Regions from separate parts of the Homo sapiens genome. Here region 2 is linked to region 1. Evidence: chromatin loops called from intact Hi-C (ENCODE). Cell type or tissue: B cell. All regions are shown on one strand. Each heading gives the region's core, and the rest is flanking DNA. Links, peaks and the distances in the headings are about the cores only.

Evidence for each region. Peaks named below come from ENCODE experiments on the same cell type or tissue, not always from the same donor. Only the 100,000 strongest peaks of a DNase experiment are listed, where the experiment ranks them.
Region 2: it touches region 1 in a loop (2.3-fold over the local background); 3 of 110 quality-filtered maps call a loop at or near these places.

The regions. Positions count from the first base shown.
Region 1 is chrX:41,113,780-41,116,709 of GRCh38, forward strand. All of the region lies in intron 1 of USP9X (ubiquitin specific peptidase 9 X-linked), which reads left to right. Among named protein-coding and RNA genes, the nearest start is that of USP9X, 30 kb to the left of the region's middle. RefSeq lists a silencer at 871-1,003. In B cell, for the core only: a CTCF peak has its summit at 1,502 (motif pointing left); a DNase peak (open chromatin) is centred at 1,512; H3K27ac peaks cover 478 bases.
Region 2 is chrX:41,063,228-41,066,157 of GRCh38, forward strand. No RefSeq gene overlaps it. Among named protein-coding and RNA genes, the nearest start is that of USP9X, 21 kb to the right of the region's middle. In B cell, for the core only: no CTCF peak of the experiment used is centred there; no DNase peak of the experiment used is centred there.

The DNA of each region.
Region 1 (2,930 bases), core at 121-2,620:
AAAATTAAGAAAGGTGTGTCATGAACGCGTAAAATACATGTAGATAATAATCTATTTACTACCATAAAATATACATAAATCTATTATAAATTTAACATTTATCAAAACTTAATGCACACAAACGTTTTTATAGACCACATGTGGTGCCACGTGCAGTTGAGAGAAATGTGAACAAATGTAAAGATGGATTAAGTCATAACTGCATAAAATTAACTAGTACATTCTCTACTACTGTAATTTCATAGCCATCTCCTTTTGCTACTGCGATGAGTTTGTTGTAAGTATCCGATGAAAATATGTGACGCTGATCTCTGCATGAGCAGTTCATCTCTCCAGTAAATGGTCTATCATAGTAAAAAATGATCTCTCATGTTCTCATGTATTTTTCATCATGTTTAGTGCAATACCATAAACCTTGAATAACATTACGGGACTCATGAAGTGTCACTAGTGGTGCTGGCGAACAGGCTCCCAAGAAGCAGAGAAAAGTCATGACGTTATAATGTTCTGCAAAGTTTCTTATAAGAAAAAGTTGAATTGCTTGATAGGTACCATAGATTGAGGTCTGAGGTCTGCAGCTGTGGTTGTCCGCCATTTCAGATGATTGATCTTGTAAACAGATGATGTAATTTTACTTTATTGGTAAAAACAGTACAGTACTATAAATACATTTTCTGATTTTCTTCTTTCCTTTTTTTTCCCTTTTCTTTTTTTTTTTTTTGAGACTATCTCACTCTGTCACCCAGGCTAGAGTGCAGTGGTGCGATCTTAGCTCGCTGCAACCTCCACCTCCCGAGTTCAAGCGATTCTCTGCCTCAGCCTCCCTAGTAGCTGGGATTAAAGGTGCACACCATCACACCTGGCTAATTTTTTTTGCATTTTTTATTAGAGACGGGGTTTTACCATGTTGGCCAGGCCGGTCTCAAACTCCTGACTTCAAGTGATCCGCCCGCCTCAGCCTCCCAAAGTGCTGGGATTACAGGTGTGTGAGTCACCACCCCTTCTGAGTTTCTTTTTTTCTCTAGCTTGCTTTATTGTAAGAATACAGTATTATAATACATGTAACAAAATATGTTAGTCGCCTCTTTATGATCAGTAAGGCTTCTTGTCATCAGTATGCTGTTAGTAGTTAAGTTTCTGAGGAATCAAAAGTTATTTATGGGCCGGGCGCAGTGGCTTATGCCTGTAATCCCAACACTTTGAGAGGCCGAGGCGGGTGGATCACGAGGTCAGGAGTTTTAGACCAGCCTGGCCAACATAGTGAAAACCCATCTCTACTAAAAATACAAAAATTAGCCCGGCATTGTGGCACCTGCCTGTAGTCCCAGCTGCTTGGGAGGCTAAGGCAGGAGAATCACTTGAAACCAGGAGGCAGAGGTTGCAGTGAGCCGAGATTGTGCCACTGCACTCTAGCCTGGGCAACAGAGCAAGACTCCGTCTCCAAAAAAAAAAAAAAGAAAAAGAAAAAAAAAAAAAGTAGTGAGGTCTGGCGCCCTCTACTGGTGAAGGCTAAGTATAGCTTGTGTTGTACAGTTAGGTCTCTTGTCTCTAGTGAGTCAAATATTTTAATGGAAAAACAAGGGTTATAGATGTCGGTTAAACATAGAAATTTGAAAGGAAGAGAAGTAATTCCCTTTGATTGTTGGTGCATAAAACCGGAATAGGCAAAATTCACAAGTCAAGATTAATTTCCAAGTCAAGATAATTTCCATGTTTGAGCTTAAGGATGATCTATCAAATTGTTTTCTAAGAAACTCATTTCACTTTGATGTCCAGTAAAGGAAATAATCTGGTAGGGGGTTGGAGTTGCTGTTGCTTGTTTATTGTCTCTATCCCCAGTCTGTAATGTTCCACAAAAGCAGAGATATTTGATGCACTGTGTACTTCCATATATTCTCCTATGATTAGAACAATATGTGACCCATTGCAGATGCTCAGTACACAATTTTTGAATGACTAAGCTTTGAGTTTTTATTTAAACACCTTTTTTTTGGATGAAAAGAAAAATTGAGAGAAGAAAATCTTAAGTATCCTAGGATCATATGTAGAATCAGAGGATTTCAACGTGCTGTATAAAAGGAGAGAGATTCTGGAACATAGGGCAAATTTTAGCAGAGTTGGGATAATGACTGGGTAAGAAAGGATAATTCTTTGTTCTAAAAGGGATTTCTCTGGTATTAAGGCCCTGTGTGAAAGCTGCTGGAGAAATTCAGTTCTGCAAAGTTTAAAGTAAATGGTTTGCTGTTTATGGAGTACTAGATTACTTAATGCAGTCCAGCCTTTATCTAGGTAAAGGTGATGCTTTTCCCATTGTGGAAGATGTTAGGATGCTAAGTTTGAATATGAAAATGTGTTGTGTGTTGTAGAGGCAATCAAATCACCATTTTGGTTGTATTTCCCATTGAGAAAATTAAAGATGCTTCTGTTTGTGTAATAATTTTGTTTTTATGAAATAAAGCGTAAAACTTCATGTGGTAAAATTTCACACTGTGATTCATTGTATTTGAGCATGCCTATGGAAAGTGATTGTTACTGTGTCAAATATTGAATGATTTGAATAATTACTAAGTTGTTCAGTTGTGTGTAGGATACTGCTGCTTTGACTTGGTAGAGAGCTTGTTCTAGCCCTGCTAGGTATGCCTAAATCTCTGTGACATAAAAAACAGGCTCTTTTAGAGTTGTGAGACTGCTACTTGAAATCAGGCAAAGCTGTGTGATTCCCAGCTGTTTCCACCACTTGAGTATTGAATAGGATTTATTAAGAAAAGTAGTGGTGTTATTCTTGGATAACTTAGTTGTATCTGTGATAAGTTTTTTTCTCCCACTCAAACCTTTCCAAATTATATCTGAAGGCAATATTTTCAGATTCATTCCTGAAATATTTAGGAACTCTGCACAGTACATTGTAGAAAGGGAAAAGAAAATTTACA
Region 2 (2,930 bases), core at 307-2,806, 50 kb before region 1:
CACTGTACCAGGGTTGATCTGTGAGACCAGTAGAATTTGGCAGACGTTACATCCGTTTTGTGTGTGGAAAAACAAAAAAACAGAATTTGGCAGAAGTGATGGTATAAAAATTTCCAAGATGAGATTCTAAAAGACAGTGTAGCTTCCTTTTTACCCTGTTTCTCTCTCTTGGATCACTTGTTCTGGGGGAACCAGTTGCCTTGTAGAGCAGTCCCATGTGGCGAGGATCCAAAGCCCAGCAAAGCCATGTGACCGAGCCCTGGCAGAAGCAGATCCTCCGGCGTTAGTCGAGCCTTACCACATCCCTGGCTGACATCTTGACTGCATTTCAGGAGGAGACCCTGAGCCAGGGCCACCCAGCTAAGCCACACCGGATCCCTGATCCACAGAAACTGTGAGATAATAAAAGTTGGTTATTTTAAGCCGCTAAGTTTGGTATAATTTGTTATGCACCAATAGGTCACTAATAGATGTTAGAACAGCAAGATTGTTGTAAATACACACCCACATATATATATATATTATATATATATTGAAATGGAGTCTCACTCTGTCACCCAGGCTGGAGTGCAGTGGCACGATCTTGGCTCACTGCAACCTCCGCCTCCCAGGTTCAAGCAATTCTCCAGTCTCAGCCTCCCGATTAGCTGGAATTACAGGCATGCCCCACCACACCCGGCTAATTTTTATATTTTTAGTAGAGATGGGGTTTCACCATGTTAGTCAGGCTGGTCTCTAACTCCTGACCTCATGATCCGCCCACCTCAGCCTCCCAAAGTGCTAGGATTACGGGCGTGAGCACCACTGCGCCCAGCCAAGTTGTAAATAATTTAACAACTGAATATAATCAAAAAGAAAACTAGAGGCAGTCGTTAAAAATTGAAGACAAACTGAAACAAATTGAACCTGATTATATATCAAGTTGGTGGCAAAACTATGCATATAATAATGATTTCAAGTGATTCATGAACAAAGTATTTTTCTTCTACTTTGTGGGCTGGATCCTAAGGACTAAAATAACTGCGAATAAATCTTAAAAGGCATTCGGTGATCTAACTGTTAGTAATAACATTGATATTGTTATCCTGAAACTATTCTATCTATCCAGTGGAATAAATCAAGTAAGTCATTATGTTAATATCATTAGGAACCAAGATTTTACACATGAGAGAAGAGATGCAAACACAAAATCAAAGAAATTAAGTAAAAACCCTTTAATCTTTAATTTAGATTAGAAATAGCAGTATTTATTCATAATTTATTTTTATTTTGAAAAAAAATTCTTAGCTCTGTGCACTGAAAAGATCTGAAAAGAAATGATAGCAATAAAGACCCAGCATCCAGATTATAGTGAGTAAATATAATTTAAAACAAACAAATATGCAGAACTCCTTAGGGAAGTGGCTAGTTCCAATTCCGAGGCTGGAAATGTAAAAGATGAACTTGGAATATCCTATCTTACCAGAAATTAAGAAAAATTAAGGACTCCAAGGGTTGTATGACAAGATGGAACAATTTGAGCATCAAAAAGCATAATGACTGCAAAGTACTGTAATATTTACACATCAAGTATTTTAAAACTCCATGAGTTCATAATGACATCAATAATCAATAAATAAAACCTCACTGGTTACCTTTTGGAGGCTGCTGGAACATCAACTCACTAATTGTATAATAGGCAAATAAAGGAAAAGAATCACATTTATTTTGTTTTTCTGGGCAAACTATATTCAAGAGCATCCAGAAATGATAGGAAAGTTCTTCATTATGAACTAATTCAAGTTCGTAAAAAAATGACAGAATTGGAAAATCACCTTTTATGAAGGATAGTCTGGGTTATGGAAATGTTTTATGTCTTCATATAAGTGGTGGTTACATGGTTGTGTAAATATGAATATGTAAATATTCATCAAGCTGTTCACTGGATGTTTGTTCATTATATTTTAAGTAGTTTAACCTTAATTTAATAATTTTGGCTGGGCACAGTGGCTCACGCCTGTAATCCCAGCACTTTGGGAGGCTGAGGTGGGCGGATTTCCTGAGGTCGGGAGTTCGAGACCAGCCTGACCAACACGGAGAAACCCTGTCTCTATTAAAAATACAAAATTAGCCAGGCGTAGTGGTGCATGCCTGTAATCCCAGCTACTCGGGAGGCTGAGGCAGGAGAATCACTTGAACCCGGTGGCAGAGGTTGCAGTGAGCCAAGATTGTGCCATTGCACTCCAGTCTGGGCAACAAGAGCAAAACTCCATCTCAAAAAAAAAATTTAAAAAAAAATAATAATTTTACCTCAATTTTCAAATTACACTTGAATTATAAAAAAATTTCCATTGTGGCCAGGCCCAGTGGCTCACGCCTGTAATCCCAGTACTTTGGGAAGCCGAGGGAGACAGCTCACTTGAGGCCAAGAGTTTGAGAGAAGCCTGGCCAACATGGTGAAACCTTGTCTCTACTAAAAATACAAAAATTAGCCAGGCATGGTGGTGCGTGCCTGTAATCCCAGCTACTCGGGAGGCTGAGGCACAGAATCTCTCTATCCTGGGAGGTGGAGGTTGCAGTGAGCTGAGATCGCACCACTGCATCCAAGCCTCGGTGATAGAGTGAGACTCCATCTCAAAAAAATAAAGAAAATTAAAAAATCTCCATTGTGGCCAGGTAAGGTGGCTCACGCCTGTAATCCCAGCACTTTGGGAGGCTGAAGTGGGCGGATCACCTGAGGTCAGGTGTTCGAGACCAGCCTAGGCAGCATGGTGAAGCCCTGTTTCTACTAAAAATACAAAATTAGCTGGGCATGGTGGTGCGTGCCTGTAGTCCCAGCTACTCGGGAGGCTGAGGCAGGAAAATTGCTTGAACCCTGGAGGTAGAGGTTGCAGTGAGCCAAGATCGTGCCACTGCACTCCAGCCTGAGCAACAGATTGAGGCTCCGTCTC